Regions from separate parts of the Homo sapiens genome. Here region 2 is linked to region 1. A link is a contact called in ENCODE Hi-C data. All regions are on one chromosome and are shown on one strand. Each heading gives the region's core, a stretch centred on a gene start or an enhancer-like site at or near the end of the contact. The rest is flanking DNA. Distances are from core to core; before and after follow the strand shown. Region 1 holds the start of GAD2 (glutamate decarboxylase 2). Region 2 holds the start of APBB1IP (amyloid beta precursor protein binding family B member 1 interacting protein).

Region 1 (7,930 bases), core at 565-3,064:
TGTGTGTGTGTGTGTGTGTGTGTGTGTGTGTGTGTGAGAGAGAGAGAGAGAGCGTATGCATGTGTGTCTGCATGTGTGTGTGCGCGCGTACATTTGGGAGACGGTGTGTAAGTGCACGGGGGTAAAACTCGGCGCGCGGGTTTCATGTGAATGGAATCGTTCTCTTGTGCAATTGCAGCTACAAATCACTCTCGTGATCTAAAGACCTAAAAAAAATGCAATTCTGAATTCTCGGGCACGGTATTTGGAAACTGAGTCCCACCCGAGGCCCCAGCGGCCTAGGGAAGCCAGCCGTCATCGATTCAGTGAGCGCACGAGCGCCTGGATCGTCGGCCACCCGCCATCCCAAGGGCCGCGCTGGGGGAAGAGCGCCACGGCCTCAGAGCCCTCTTGGAGCTCCGAGGCCAGGTTCGGGGGCTTGGACCCAGCGGGCAGGTCCCGCATTTCTCGCTTTTATCTGAAGATTCTGGCAGGTCCCGCCTCCGCTGCCACCTCGACGCCCCTGTCCGGCTCTCAGCGCCGGACCCGCACCGGCCGCGGTGGGCGGGGCAGAGAGAGGGGCAGGGGCGCCCCGGGGCTCCCCGCTGAGTCTTTACCTGTTGCATGGAGAAACGCGTAGTTGACATCCACTTTGGAGCAGCTGCAGGGCTTCTGGTCGCAGGCGCAGGCGGCCTTCCGGGCGGCGGCCCGCGGGGGTTGGCTCCCGCCGCTCTCCGCCGGCTTCTCGGCGTCTCCGTAGAGCAGGGCTGGGTAAGGACACCGAACGCGGGCCTCGTCAATCCTCCGCCGGGCCCGGCTCCCTCGCTCCCGCCTACCCGCAGCCAGGAAACCCCGACTCCGCTGACTGGGATGCGGAGGTGAGAAGACTGCTTGGACCCCGCGGGCCGACCTTGGCCGCCCCGGTCCCTGGGCACTCACCGCACAGTTTGTTTCCGATGCCGCCCGTGAACTTCTGAGCCACTTGGCACCAGGCTCGCGCTGCAAGGAAGAATAGGCAGGCAGACAGCGAGGCAGAAAGAGAACAACAGACGGACGTGTGAAATTTCGTTCTATGTGAAAATCAATCAGTCCGGGGTCCTAGGAGGGGCCGCCTTCCTCCTGGGGGCCGCTCAGGACTCGGTGAGGCCGGCAGGTGCAGAAGGCAAGCGGGAGGCTGGCGGCCCGGGCCAGCCCTCATTTCCTTTATCTGTTTCCCGAGGAGAAGCCCACACCGCTGCCCTTCCAGGTGCCAATCGGCTCAGGCAAATTCCTCTCCCTGCCTACCTTGGACGAGTTTTCCTAAACACTGAAGCTATCCATTTTTTCGCAGACTGTCTTTCTAGATAAAGAAATCTCTCACCTTTCCCATTTTTTTTTTCTATCTTCACGGTCACTCCGTCCCACCCCAGGGTCCAGACACCCGGATCTTAGCAGCGCCCCAGGACCACGGAATTCCATGTCCCCGAGACACCGCGGTCTTTGGGGGGCTCTTCCAACCTTCTGTGGAACGGGCCTGAGACTATTTGGGCGTCTTCCCAGGGTACAAGAGGCTGTAGAGGTCTTGAGCTCTTGGGCCGTCAAGGACTTAGCCCAAAAGCAGGGAGAAGCGCCCGAAGAAGTTTCCTGTTGCAGGTGGAAAAACCTCCTTCGTCTTCTCCGTAGTTCCGCAAACCCCAGACCACCGCAAAACTCGCCCGCCGCAGGCCCCCGTTCTCCTTCCTACCTGTGCCGGGATTCTCGGAATCCCCAGAGCCATCTTCCGACCCGAAAGACCAAAAGCCAGAGCCCGGAGATGCCATCGGCTTTGGAGACTGGAGCAGGTCGCCTGCGAGTGCGAGCTGCGGGCGAGCTGCCTCGGGCTTGGCCCTGCGCGCGCGTGCGTGCCCGTGTGGCGGGAGGAGGGCACCGCGCGGGGACCGGCGGGGCCGAGCGGCGAGGGCGGGTGTCACGCAGGAACAGAAAACGTGCGTGTCTGTGCGTGTGTGTATGCGAGCTGGAGACAGGGTTTAGGGACGTGGCAACCCTTTGGAAGCCGGGGAGCTTTAAAAGAGACCGGGACTACCTAAGGGTCCTCGGAGCCCGGACTCAGGAAAGCGCGGAGAGCCCCAGAGCATTTGAGGGAAAGGGAGCCCAGTGGGGATGAATGAGGGGGCGGCGGAGGAAAAAAACACGAGAGAGGGAGGGAGCTGAGTCGTGAGGATGCGAGGCAGACCATGCACGCCAGCTGGAGTCAGAGTGAGGGGGTGGGAGGCGTGCCAGCGCGTCCTCGGGCGAGCCAGAGGCGGGAAGTGCGGGCGGCCGCTGTCCCGGGTGCTGCCACAGCCGCTGCGCGCCAGCGTCAGCGAGGGGCAGACTGGGGAGACCTCGGCGAGGCGGGAAGCGTGGCCCAGAGGAGTTTTCTGTGTGCATCGATTGGGGTTTTGTTTGAGGTCTGGCTCCAGCTGAGGGGAAGGAAGCGGGGTTCCCGCGCCGTTTTCCTCCAAGCAGGTGCTGAGGTCACTGCGACCTCGAGAGCTCGCGCCCCGGGCGGGCATCAGGCGCCGTTCACGAGCCTGGGGAGGGGACGGCGGGGGAAGGGCTCCTACCCGCTGATGGGCTCATTTCAGCGCCTTGGTAGAACCTGACGCCTGCCTGCTGAACCGCGCCGTACCCGGGGGCGCACCGTTCCTGCGTAGCCAAGGGCTAGATCGCGGGACCCACCGTCCAGGCTCTGAGTGACGGCTGGGGAGAATGACTGCTGATTGAGGCAATTAAAATCCACGCTGGAGTCTACTGAGGACCTCGGGCTGGGGAAAAAAAAATAAAACGAATGGAAACTTCTTGGAAGAGAATGAGGCAGAGCGGCCAGAGTCGGCAGGATTGATGGCGGGTGGGGGATGGAATCAGGGCATTTGGTGACCTTGGCCCGCGGAGGCGTGGAAGCGCCCGCTGCTTGCGTGTAAGGGGGATCTGTGTGCGCCTGGGAGGGGAGAACAGGGTTTCCAACTAAGCAATCTCGGCTTTACAAATCCGAGTAGGAAAGAAGGCATCGCCTGCAGGGCCCTCGTTTTAAGGGGCTTCAAACCAATGCCCCCCCTCGCCCCCAGAGAATCTTCGCGGTAGCGGGTGACCCGGAAGCGCGAGATTGGTTCTCTCTGAGGCGTATTAGGAGGCGGTTTCTCTTTTTCTAATAAAGAAAGGAGGAGAAAGTCAGAATCGTTCTGATGATTTCCTTTCTACAAAAAGCTATTGCAGACAGGGAGGACGCCCTAAGGATTGGGAGCCCTTTGACAGTTTGCGCTGCGTTCTCCTGGCAGTGGAGATGAACTTCAAGTGCACCTCGGAGCTCCGGGGCTCTGGGGGAGACGGAGGGAGGGAGAGAGAGGAAAGGGCTGAGGTCGGCTTCCCGAGGCGGCTGCCTTCCCCGCGCCTGGCCAGAGCGCCTGTCATTTCCATTGTGTTCACAAGTCGTTTTATTTCTCTGACCTCCTGAACCAGCCACCAAAGCTGCTAACAAAGCAGAGACCCGGGGATCCCGTCTGGGCGAGCACCCCTCGACCCTCGCTTAGAAGGGACATCCTGGGGCCCATGCTGGACGCATACAGGCCCAAGTCCTGTGTGCTCGAGCATAACTGTCCCTGGTCAATTCTCTCCACAAAGCGCTGTCTTCTTCTCGCGTGCCTGAGTCCAGGGGTTCCCTGAGGAGTCATGGGATCCACACTATGGCAACTGGGCCCAGGCGCCAGGATGAGAGCAGGAAACCAGTCGGGCGTTGATAGCGTCCTGCCGAAGGCTGGCACTGAGCGTGCTAGGTGAAGTCTGTTCCAGGCTGTGGGAGCCCGGGTGGTCGAAAACTCAGGGCTCAGTTTGGCTCCTCTTTCTTGCTCTCCTGGCTCTGACACTCTAGGTCACCACAATAACAACTCCGGAAACCTAAAGACTTGTGGTTCAGCCATCTGCACTTCAGGCATGGCAGCTCCGCAGCTCTCTCCAGCCTCGCAGAGGCTGGTTCTTTGTTGAAATCCATATCAAATCCTGCAAAGGTTTTCCTTCAAGCCAGCAGTCTAGGGTTGCAGAACTTTTCTACTATGGATGAGTGGTTGAAAACATAAAGGTTCTTAAAAGCAAGCGTTTAAATCACACAAAACCCCCAAAGAAGAAACGGATTAAAACACCTGAATTTAACTGATTTTTTTTTCTTTTTGGTAAAGCAATGGCTTCAAGTGCTACCGTTTAAACTCCATTAAATCCCACAGCTCTGGAGTACTTTGGATCTAATGGTGATATTTACATTTTTTATTTAAACACACCCTACTTCAGATGCAGATGGAGATCTGATTTGTCTTTCCTGAAGGCTGTCCCTCCCTAGACGGTAATTTGCTTTGTAATGACTTTCATTTCACTAAAGAGCCCATTCCCCCTCTCCGGGGCTTGGGGTTGGAGATAACAAAAGAGCTCTGGGAGGTAATAATTACAGTCATTAGTTCACAAAGGAGGCAGCCAGTGAATGGGAAGGGAAGGCGGCCGCTTTGGAAGGCCCTTCCTCAGATGAGGGGCGAGAGACCCAATCCTCCGACTTGTAGGGACAGTTTCCTTAGGTGTCTGGTTTACCAACATATGGGTCTCAGGCTGACCCAAAGAAGAGTGTCTGGCACACATTTTCCTGTGTCCTTCCCGTGCTTAAATGTCAAAGGACAGAGAAAGAAGGGAAGATGGAAAGAAAAAGAGGAAACAACCACGGAAGAACACAAAAATATTGCAACCAAGCATTCACCAAGCCTTTGCCATTCTCTTTTCTATTCTCACTTAAAACATTGGTGCAGGAAAAATTTAGGGAGGGAGTCTGTTGCCTCCCTCCATAAATTCTCCCTACACCAACAGAAATAACAGAAGGGGCTGAGTGCCAGGGCTCTTGTCTTCAGGGGCCACCCAAGAAGGACGCCTAGATTGAAGGGTGGCCAGGCAGAAAAGCTGAGCTTAGCTTACTGCTCCTTACCCCTGGCCCCTGCTCCGCCCTCCCCACAAACCCAGGCCTTCTGGAGGCAAGTGGACAGGCAGCTAGAGGTGGAAGGGGGCCAGGCCACTTTGGGCTTTAGACACCCCTGCCCCTCCCAAGCCCCTCTCTCTGGTGACCTGCTGTGCTGGTTTCCTGGGTACTGGGCCATACTCAGCTCCTCAGTGCATTCGCACAGCTGAGGGTTACTCCTTACTTTCAGTCGCAACCCCAGCAAGACTGTGCCGCTAACCCAGGGAAAAAGAAGGCCTGGAGGGCACTTGGACTCTGCCATGCCATAGCTGCAGGTTTTCCCTTGGCCACATTGCATCTGTAAAATGAAGAGATTACACGAGTTGGCTCTGGGGACCTTTTGGTGCCAACTCTTTGAGTTGGCGAGATTACTATGCCCTGTGGACCAGCGGCGCAACAAACGCTCTGAGCCCTCTGCACATGCCCTCACTCACTCCTCGAATATTTCCCCAGAGTCTTTTGACTCCGGCTTGTGGGTGCAGGAGCCAAGGGCACCCACACAAGGGGTGAGCCCCATCGTGATCAGAACCCTTCTTCCAATTCCATGCAACGACCTCATCACCTGTCCTCACCCTCTCCAGGTTGCTTAGATGGGAATGTCAGTTTCATAAAACAGCTTAAACCGGGTTTTAGAATAAGGTGCAGTCAACCCAGGAATGCAAACTTCTGTCCACCCACTAGCCTCCCCCATTTTAAATACACACAAAGTCGGAGTAGCAAAGATGGCCCCAAATCTGCAGACCGGGAGAACCTGAAATCTGACAGTTCCACCCAGTGGGGGCACTAGCATCTTTATAGATGGGGCCAAAGACAGTCACGCAGATTGGGAAGGCATCGTGCAGGCGAGCACGTGTGGTGTGTTGGGGATTTAGACATTGGAGGCCTCTGCGTTTGTGTGGCAAGGGGTTTTAGCTTAGATTGTGTTTGTCTGAAGTGGCTGGGTGGTGCTGGGAGTTCGCTGATGAAGGCACCTCAACGCCCCTCCTTGGGCCCGTCACCAGCACAGCCTTATAGCAGAAGCCCCTCAGAAGCCCTAGAGGGGAAAATGAGGGATCAGTCACGCAAACCACGGGTTTTCCAAGGCACTTCCTTTATTTAGTGACCTTAATAACCAAAGGAAGAGAAAGAGCAAGCTTGAGATGAAATACATCTTCGAAATTCTCCCCACCCCTCCCGGGCTTTTTTCTCTAAGATTCAACCGCTAGCAAGTGTTCTGTTGGCCAAGAAAAGCCGTTTCCAATAAAAAAAAAAATCTGTGAATTCAGTCACCCCAAATGAGAGAGGGGTTGGCGAGATCCCAGGCGCAGTGGAGTCCACAGGAGTCACAAAAAAAAAGAACAAAGTGATAGATTAGGGGAACAAGGACAGGGTTGCCACAACTGGCGGGCTGGTGAGAAAGGAGGGTGCGGGAGTTCCGAGAGAGAGCGTCGGGGGAGGTTTCCCGAGGGCTCCCAGGTCTCTTGTTTCGGAGCACGAAGGCCGGCCCGGGCACTTGAGGGCCGAGCGCAGCAGGCAGCCTCTGCGGAGATCAGGGCCGCAGCTTCAGTGCCTGCTGGTGCCAGCCCCAGAGTGCCTGCTTGGCCCCTGCTGCCCCGCAGGCTCCAGCGCCTTCCGACGGCGGTGACTGCCTCGTTGAACGGTTAGGACTGCTGGACGAGGCGCCGGCGCTGGGAGGTTTTGCGCAGGAGCCTCCTGAAGTCGTAGGGGTTGGCTGCTGGCTCTCTCTCCTCCTCCTTCTCGGGGCTCTCCGCCGCCCAGCACCTGCAAGTGAAACCCAGGGCCCAAGTGTCAACCTCACCACAGTGAGCAGCGCGTCCCCACCTACCCCGAGTTAGGCGGGTCCTCTTCCTCCCACGTTCTGCCAACCGCGGACATTTAGGAAAGGCACAATCGAAACGACTGGATAATGGCCAAACGTATCTGCGATAATTCTCAACAGGTTTTAAAAACTCCTCTAAGCTGAGGAGCAGAGGGGCTGGTGGAGCCTGGTAATGGTGTTTAGATACGTGCTAACTAAAGCTTCAGAAGGTGCAGTTTGGAAAGGTGAGTTTGGATTGCAATAATTCACAACCAATAAACAAATATTTATTTTAATACCTTAATTTTAACACACTTTGGTCAAACAAAAAACTCAAAGTGCCCAAATAGACACTCAATATTTTGCATTTTAAAACTGCTCAGATGTTTCTTTAAAAAATGCTCACTCAAAATCTGACCAACTGCTCTGTTAGTGACACCAAGAGCTATGGGCCTTGTTGGCTTTTTCAGTGTTTCAATGTTTTCAATGAGGCTGCTGGGCTAAGTTTCTGAATCCATTGCTGAGAACCCCTGCCAATGTTTACCTTCAGATTCTGCAGCTTGTCTGGAAAGTGGGGTATTCCCTAAAAATGCAGCTACATAGATTCATTCACTCCCCATTGATTCATTCATTCATTCACTGAGCACCTGCTAAGTACCAGCCACCAGTGTAGGTGACAGGTGAGCAGAAGTCCTTGCTGTCATGGAGTTTATAGTCTAGTGCAGGAGACCCACAGACAACTTGAAAACACCAGGGGGTGAGAGGCTACACAGAAAAGTAAAGCTGGGTAATGGGGAAAGAGTGGTGTGTGTGTGTGTGTGTGCATGTGTGTACAGGCAATTTGATACAGGGTGGTTGGAAAGGCCTCTCTGACAAGGTGATATATAAGGAGAGACCTGAAGGAAGACAGTGAGCCATGCAGATCTCGTGGGGAAGGGCAGTAATTCCAGGATGATAGATCAAGCAATGTAAAGGCTGCAAGACTAGAGTGTACACATCGTGTTCAAGGAACAGCAAGGAGACCACTGTGGCTTGAAAAGAGTAAGCGAGAGGGGGAAATAGCAAGAGATGAGAGAAGGAGGAATGAGGATAGAGTGTTCGGATAATTTAGTGTTCAGATAATTTGAGACCATGTCAAGGACTTGACT
Region 2 (7,930 bases), core at 1,477-3,976, 220 kb before region 1:
CCGTAGTCTCCATAATATAAACTCATGGGGTCCTATAAAATTGTAAAGATTGTGGTCCAATAGGCTATGGAACGCAGACAATTTATTATAAGATTTGTGGACTCACTAAAATGTTTTAGGCATAAAAATAATTAAAATAAAATTGAAGAGAATTAGAAGAAAATGAAAATAATAATGCTCTTTGGAAGTAAGATGGCTTAAAGAAAATTCAAAGTGACATATCAAACAGACATTTATGGCAATGAACTTTATAAGTAGCTCATTCTAATAATAATATGGAACTATTTAAAACTTTGATTGATGAGTGAAAAAAGGCAAATCAATAGTGGATAACTGGTGAACATTCTTAGGATATAAAAATACAAAAAATGTAATAAATACTATAAAACCTAGTATTGTGTTTAAGATTTAAAGTAATGCCATAAAGTAATTCATATTACAAAGTTATATTTCTTGAGAAATAGCAATTTAAAGATTTCAAAATATAATATTGACCTGTTCAAGTTTGGGCTGTTTCTTATCTCAGTTTTCAAATAAGATGGAAATTTGCCTTTTTACATATAGGCCAGATATTGACTGCGCTTTTACAGGAACTTCTCAGAAACAAAAGACCTCAAAGATATTGATATTTCAGAATGTAATCTGTTATGGTTATGATTATTTTCTCCATTTTTAAAAAATTTGTGATCAGCAATTCTAATGTTGATATAATGTTGCCAGTATTCCAGTTGGGACCAATTCAAAGAATTATAGCAACTCCTCAATTGCTATTTTAAGAACAGACATAATGTAGCCCAATCATCTCACTTTACTGACGTTATCTGAAGTCCAGGGAGAAGTTATGCAAGTTAATCAATATCATCCTTATCTAGATGGGGGAGATATAAGAGCCAGAACCCAGGTCTCCCAAGTGCTGAGAAAAAACCCAAATATTAGTAATTATTAATAGTTTAAGGATTAATAGTTTAAGGACACACATTATTAATAGTTTAAGGATGAAGTTAAATTTCTTAGACCTTTCACAACACACGTTGAGCAGACAGGAAATACCACTAGAAGACTTTATAAAGTATTTCTCAGCAGATCCTTGCTAATTTCGCCAGCCAGCATCATCGTCCTGGCCCATGTGCCACCCATTATTCCAGTGAGGCCAGAGGGAAAATCGCTGCTCTAGGTTTATGAAAAAGGACAAAGTTTTCCTTTCTGAAATTTCTCTCTGGAGACCCAGATTTTAAAATGAATAGTAGCTAGTACCGGCACCTTTGTTTAAACCACGTTATGCCACCAGAAAAAAACATCTGGGGGCATAATAAACTCACGGGCCCTTTTCTTTTGTTACTTTCCTCTAGTACTCCGTCTCGTCAAGGATCACATTAAAAGTTCTTTTGAACCGCTATGCCCTGAGTGTCTAGGAAACACATTTCACGTTCCACAGGGGTATGAACTAAGAAATACCTTAGCAGGAAAGTAAGAGGTACACCGGGCTAGGTCTTTGGTGGAACACCTGCGCAGAGGTTCTTGGAGACATTAGGACACCCTAGTTAGTTTCCTCCATTCTGTAAAAGGCCCTCTGGATATTCATTTCAAGCCAAATTATGAAACTTGTGCCTGGTGTCCAAATCTATCTTTATGGTATTTTAAAATGAAAATGAGAATATTCGGGGGAAAAAGTTATTTTTAAAAAGAGGAAAGAGTTGTCCAAAAGTTTTAGAGGAAGGAAACACTCTAAGATGCATCAGACTGCGAGCCACACTCAAATTCTCACACGGCTGGCATTTAATCCACATCTAATCTTGGCCCCTCAAGAATCCCTCCAGGTTCCGGGAGACTGGGGCTCCCGGACCTGCTGACCTGCTGACCTGCTGACCTGCTGGACGTGCAAGGGTTCATAGCAGTTCCCCGTTTGACCTTGCAGCAATTTCCTGGGCAGGAAATCTGTCAAATCTGTTGCAATAGCTCGGGAAAAAGCAAACCCGAACCCCAAACCCTCACACCCCCACCCTCGCGAGCCGGGTCCAGAGTGGAGATCAGCGGAGGGGACCCTGGGGACCCGCTGCGCTCGAGGGCCACGCCTGGGGGCACGCGTTCACGAGGCCAGATCCTGGAGCTGCCCCCGGCGTCGGACCCGACGGGCTTGACAAACGGGTTCCTGACAGCCCCGAGGGGCCCGTGCTGGCGCTCCCAGGGCTCCCGGGACTGGGAGCGCCACTTACCTCGACTGCTCTGCGGGGCGCTGCGGGGCGCGGGAAGGCGGCGAGACTCCGGCCGGGAAAGCGACGCGCGGTGCAGACTGCCGCACCCGGGCTCCAGGTCGCTGCCCCGGGGAGGAAGTGCTGTCAGCCCTGCCCTTCCCACGCAGCGCGCAGACGTGTGGCGCTATCCGAGCTGCTTTGCTCCGAGGTGCAAGGAAGGCCCCTGGTTAGAGACAGTGGGACAGACAAACATATGCGTAAAGGACTCCGAGTTAGGGGCTGCTTTCTCCAACTCATCGAGTCTGCGCCTGATTTTCTCTCCCCCATCCCACCCCTACTACACAACCACCTTGAAGGGATTTTTATTTTATTTTATTTTATTTTATTTTAATTCTGGGAAACGTTGCGCCTCCCCCTACCTGTGCCGCGCGCGCCCTTCTCTCAGGAGCGTCTCCTGGCGAATGGAACCATTTTGCAGCCTCGACGCAAGAGGGACTAAGGGATTGGGGCCTAGTGATGGTTCCACCAAAGACTGAGAGGCCGCTTTATGTTGCAACGGTCTCCCAAAGTGTTTACTTCAGCACTTTCTGGGCTTCCTCTTTTGGGCCGGTTGTGCAAGGCTTCCCGGCCGCCTGCAGCCCGCCCTCAGGGGACGCGGTGCAGGGCTGGACTGGCAACACGCGCGTCCCGGCCGGAGTTCAGCTGTCTCTCGGGTGGGGGTGGAGGAAGGGCGCGCTGGGCGGAGGCCCTTTCTCAACCATCAGGTTGGTAACCTCACCCTCCTCCCTCCCCACGTTTAACCACGCTCAGTTGGCCGGCCAGGGTGTAGAGGAATAGCACTGTCTTCATTGCTCGTAGAAATCCAAAATGGTCTGAACCCCGTGGAAGAGAATTGAGCAATATCTATTTAACTTATGTATGGATTCGCCTTTTGACCCCGTCATCCCACTTCCAGGAGTGTGTTACGAAGATCTGCTGATGAAAATAAGTAATGCACACGGCAGAGGGCATTCATGGACTCACTATTTGCAACAGCATAGGACTGGCTGGAAATAGCACCTGTCAGTTGGGAGTGGAGTTTCCTGAGAGAAAGTCGCTGGGGAGGTCTGAAAATACAGAAGTTAAAATCAGTTATGATTTGTAAATGCGGTTGAATAACCCTCCCCTTCTCCTCTACAGCTGTGTCTTCAAAGGCTTATATGTCAGGGAAGGTGGTGAAGACATAAAGACAGAAATTAGGTGCATGTGTTAATTAGGCAATTTCAAATAGTTCTGTCATTTATTTAATGAGAAACTATTCGTAAGCACCAACACTTCTAAGAACAATGAAAATAGTTAGAGGAAACAATTTCTGCTCTCATGCATGGTGCATTCTAGTTGGTAGAAAGCAGACAATAAACAAATTAATATTTAACATGTCAAGGAATGTAACTAGTTTTGAAGGAAGTTAAAAGGTGAGGGATAGAGAGTGATGGGCATGGGGATGGGGTTGCTGTATTAATTAGGGTAAATAAACGATAAATAAATAGAAAATATATTTTCTCCTCATGATTTTCTTAATAACAGTTTCTTTTCTCTAGCTTTCTTTATTGTAAAAATACAGTATTTATCTAAATACATATAACATAATATGTGTTAATTGACTGTTTAATATTATCAGTAAGGCTTCTGGTCAACAGTAGGCTATTCGTGGTTAAGTTTTGGGGGAGTCAAAAGACATACATGGATTTTCAATTGTGCAGCAGTTTGGTACTCCTGAAATCTGGCATTGTTCTGTTACAGTAGGTAGCTAGTCAGGCATGAGCAGGGCAGGAGAGGGCTCCTCCCACCCCCTACCAGGAATGTCAGGTGACCATCAGGTGATGATCAAGCAGTTGTTATCAGCCTTACTGATAACATAGTCGATTAACTCATATTATTTTATATATATTAAATACTGTATTTTTATAATAAAGTAAGCCAGAGAAAAGAAACTGTTATTAATAAAATCATAAGGAAGAGAAAATGTATTTTTCATTTATTTATTTATTATTTATTTATCCTAATTTTTTTTAATATAGCACCAGGGAAAGGCAGTCTCCCAATAGACAGAAACACCTGAAACTGGTATTTCTGTCTGATAAGTGACACTTGAGCTAGATCTAAATGGCATGAGAGATTAATCCACACTGGGTTTTTAGATGGGAATATTCCAGGCAAAAGGAACAGCACATTCAAAGACCCTGAGTTAGGAGAGCACTTAAGATATTGGAAAAACACCAAGGAAATTAGTACGGCTGAGCAGAGTGAGATGGGAGGGACAGACATGAGATGGGATCAAAAGGAAATGGTGCCCAGATTGTGTGCTATTTGGGAGCTGTGGAAGAGAATTTGATGTGAGTGAGATGGAAAGCCAGTGGAAGGTTCTGAGCAGAGTTGTAAGTGCTACATAAAATATAAAATCAAACAATGAGAGTGACTTTCTTGGGGCAGGGAAAGTGGTCAAGGATCACCTCTTTACAAAGTAATGAGAAGGGGCAGCCATTCAGAAACTTGGGAAAGGATTCCAAGAGAAGGAAGAACAAGAAGAGGGGCTGAGATAGGAACATAGAAAGTTCAAAAGAAGGCAGGCCAGTGTGCCTGGAATGTTCTGAAAGAGTAGGGCAGCAATAGTGGATGGGGACAGAGAGGTAAGCAGGAACCAGAACAAGCAGGACCTTGTAGCCAGCATTGAGGACTTTAGGTTTTATTCTAATTGCAATGGGGGACTATTGGAATGTATTTAGCAACTGAGTGCATGATTTGACTTAAGCGATAAGCCATCCTGCCAGTTGGTGATTGTTCAGAAAATCAATTGATTGAAGCAAGAGAAGAGAGATTCCTCAGTAGACTATGGTCAGAGTCCAGATGAAAAATGATAGTAGCTTTATTAGTATTCTAACAGTAGATATGGTGAGAAGAGTTTGGAATCAAGATACAGTTTTCAAAATAAAACCAAAGCTTGGCACAGTTGCTCATGCCTGTAATATCAGTGCTTTAGGAGGCCAAGGTGGTAGGATCACTTGAGGCCATGAGTTCAAAACTAGCCTGGACAACATAGCAAGACCCTATCTCTACAAAAATGGGGGAAAAAATTAGCTGGGTATGGTGGCTTATGCCTATGGTTCCAGTTGCTTGGGAGACTGAGGCAGGAGGATTGCTTGAGCCCAGGAGTTCAAATCTGCAGTGAGCTATGATGATGCCACTGTACTCCAGCCTGGGCAACAGAGCAAGACTATTTAAACAAACAAACAAACAACCACCTAGCAAAGTAGAACCAATAGCATTTGCTGATGGGTGGGCTGGGAAATGGGATGGGAGTAAGGGAGTGGCAGAGGGATTAGAAACTGAATGGAAACCAGTATGATTGGAGTTATGGAAGGTCTGGTTAGAGGTAAGGTCAGTAGGGGCAAACCATGTAGGGTCATGTGGACTATGTCAAGAATTATTTTCTCATCCTAAGAGCAATGAGAATATATTAAATAATATTTTAAGCTGGCAAATGATGGGATTTATGCTTTAGGAAAATCACTCTGGCATAATTTGGGGAACGGATCAGATGAAGAAAAGAATAGATGCAGGAAGACTTCTGAGCTAAGTTGGGAAAGAAAATACAATTGGCCTTTGAACTGCCAGCAGCAGAATATATCTGAGACACGGCACCAAAATATGTTAGCTTTGGCAAAACCATATGGGTCTGTAGCGACCTAAATTCTTGCCTCCTCAGAAGAAAGAATTCAACTGAGGGGCATAAGGCAGAAGAAGAGACTAAGGCAAGCTTTAGAGCAGGAGCGAAAGTTTATTAGAAAACTGTAGGGCAGTAACAAAAGAAAGTAAATTATACTTGGAAGAGGGCCAAGCGGGTGACTTGAGAGAAGTGCGCTGTTTGACTTTTGACTTGGGGCTTTACGCATTGACATACTTCGGGGTCTTGTCTTCCTCCTCCTGATTCTTCCCATGGAGTGGGCTGTCCACATGAGCAGTGGCGTGCCAGCACTTGGGAGGTGAGCATGCGCAGTGTGTTTACTGAAGTTGTACGCGTGTTCACTTTAGGCATTCTTCCCTTACCAAATGTCCCTGGAAGGTCATTTGCCAGTTAAACTCCACCATTTTACCTCTTAGTGCACATGCTTGAGCCCACTCGCCCAACTCCTGAGATCTTATCTGGAAGCTGTTGATCACCAGTTTCAGGTGTTTCTATCTATTGGGAGACTGCCTTTCCCTGGTGCTGGCTGTGATCAATTATTATTTTAGAGACACGGTTAACAGTCCCCTGACCACCACCTGATAGTCGCCTGACATTCCTGGTAGGGGGTGAGGGGAGCCCTCTCCTGCCCTGCTCATGCCTGACTAGCTACCTACTGTAACAGAACAATGCCAGGTTTTAGGGGTACCAAAATGCTGCACAGTTGAAAATCCATGTATAACTTTTGACTCCCACAAAACTTGACTACTAATTGTCTACTGTTGCCCAGAAGACTTACTGATAACACAGTCGATTAACACATATTATGTTATATGTATTAAATACTGTATTTTTACAATAAAGTAAGCTAGAGAAACTGTTATTAACAAAATCATAAAAGAAAATATATTTTCTATGTATTTATTTTTTATTTATTTTCAGAGTCTCACTCTGTTCCTGGACTAGAGTGCAGTGGTGAGATCATAGCTCCTTGTAACCTCAAACTCCAGGGCTCAAGGGATCCTGCTGCTTCAGCCTCCTGAGCAGCTGGGACTATAGGCATGCACCATCATGTCCAGCTAATTTTATTTTAAATAATTTTTTGTAAGATGGGGTCTTGCTATGTTTCCCAGGCTTGTCTAAAATTCCTGGCCTCAAGCGATCTTCCTGCCCCAGCCTCCCAAAGTGCTGGGATTACAGGCATGAACCACTGTGACTGACCTCATATTTACTATTTATTAAGTGGAAGTGGATCATCATAAAGGTCTTCATCCTCATCTTCACGTTACTCAACTTGAGTAGGAGGAGGAAGAGGAGGGGTTGATCTTGCTGTCTCAGGGGCGGCAGAAGCAGCAGGAAAATCCAAGTATAAATGCACCCATGCAGTTCAAACCCATGTTGTTCAAGGGTCAACTGTATAATTGTTTTGACTAGGTCAGCAGCAGCGGAAATGCGAAGAAATGGGTGAAACTGAGAGACATTTAGAAGGTAGTTTGCCAGAGATTCAGAGGACTAGATATAGGCAGAGGGAGAAGAGCGGGGGAGGCAAGGATGACTCCAAAGAATCAGGTTTGTATGATGATGGCTGACCATCCCATCATCAAGATGGGGAACTCTGGAAGAGGAGTATTTGGGCAGGGGAAGATAGTGAGTTTTATTGTTTGCAAGTTGAATTTGACAAATCTTTAGGACATCCAAGGGGAGACTTCAAGTAGAGAATTGTATATAAGAATCCTTTGCCCAGAGAAGCGTGGTTCAGAGTTAGAGATATACATTTTGAGTAATCATCATATAGGTGGTGATTTATGAGATTGCGTAGAGAGACTATGGTGTGGGATGAAACAGAGGCCTCAGGCTAAGCCTTAAGGAACTCCACCATCCAAAGCAAAAGACACAGAGCCCACAAAGAACACAGAGGAAGAGCTTTAAAGGGGTGGATGGAAAACCAGGGGAAAGTTCTGTGGAAGCCACAGTGTGGGAGGATGTGGTCAGTGATATCCAGAGATGTTGCAAGGACAAGTCAGACAAGACTGCA

Evidence for each region. Hi-C counts contacts between places; a loop is a spot of excess contacts on that map. Pooled maps may share reads with other maps.
Region 2: a pooled map shows a loop between it and region 1 (2.1-fold over the local background). The contact joins the promoter of APBB1IP here to the promoter of GAD2 in region 1. A Hi-C loop is called at or near these places in 1 of 50 pooled maps.

What each region holds. Positions count from the first base shown.
Region 1 is chr10:26,210,658-26,218,587 of GRCh38, reverse strand. GAD2 (glutamate decarboxylase 2) reads right to left here and starts at 1,814. Exons shown (of 16, transcript NM_001134366.2): 1 at 1,703-1,814; 2 at 919-978; 3 at 597-746. The coding sequence starts at 1,778. MYO3A (myosin IIIA) reads right to left here. Exons shown (of 35, transcript NM_017433.5): 35 at 6,056-6,745. The coding sequence ends at 6,625. RefSeq lists enhancers at 1-490, 3,100-3,666, 3,667-4,232, 4,233-4,800.
Region 2 is chr10:26,433,137-26,441,066 of GRCh38, reverse strand. APBB1IP (amyloid beta precursor protein binding family B member 1 interacting protein) reads right to left here and starts at 2,726. Exons shown (of 15, transcript NM_019043.4): 1 at 2,612-2,726; 2 at 2,214-2,415. RefSeq lists enhancers at 2,393-2,472, 3,033-3,162, 2,880-3,409.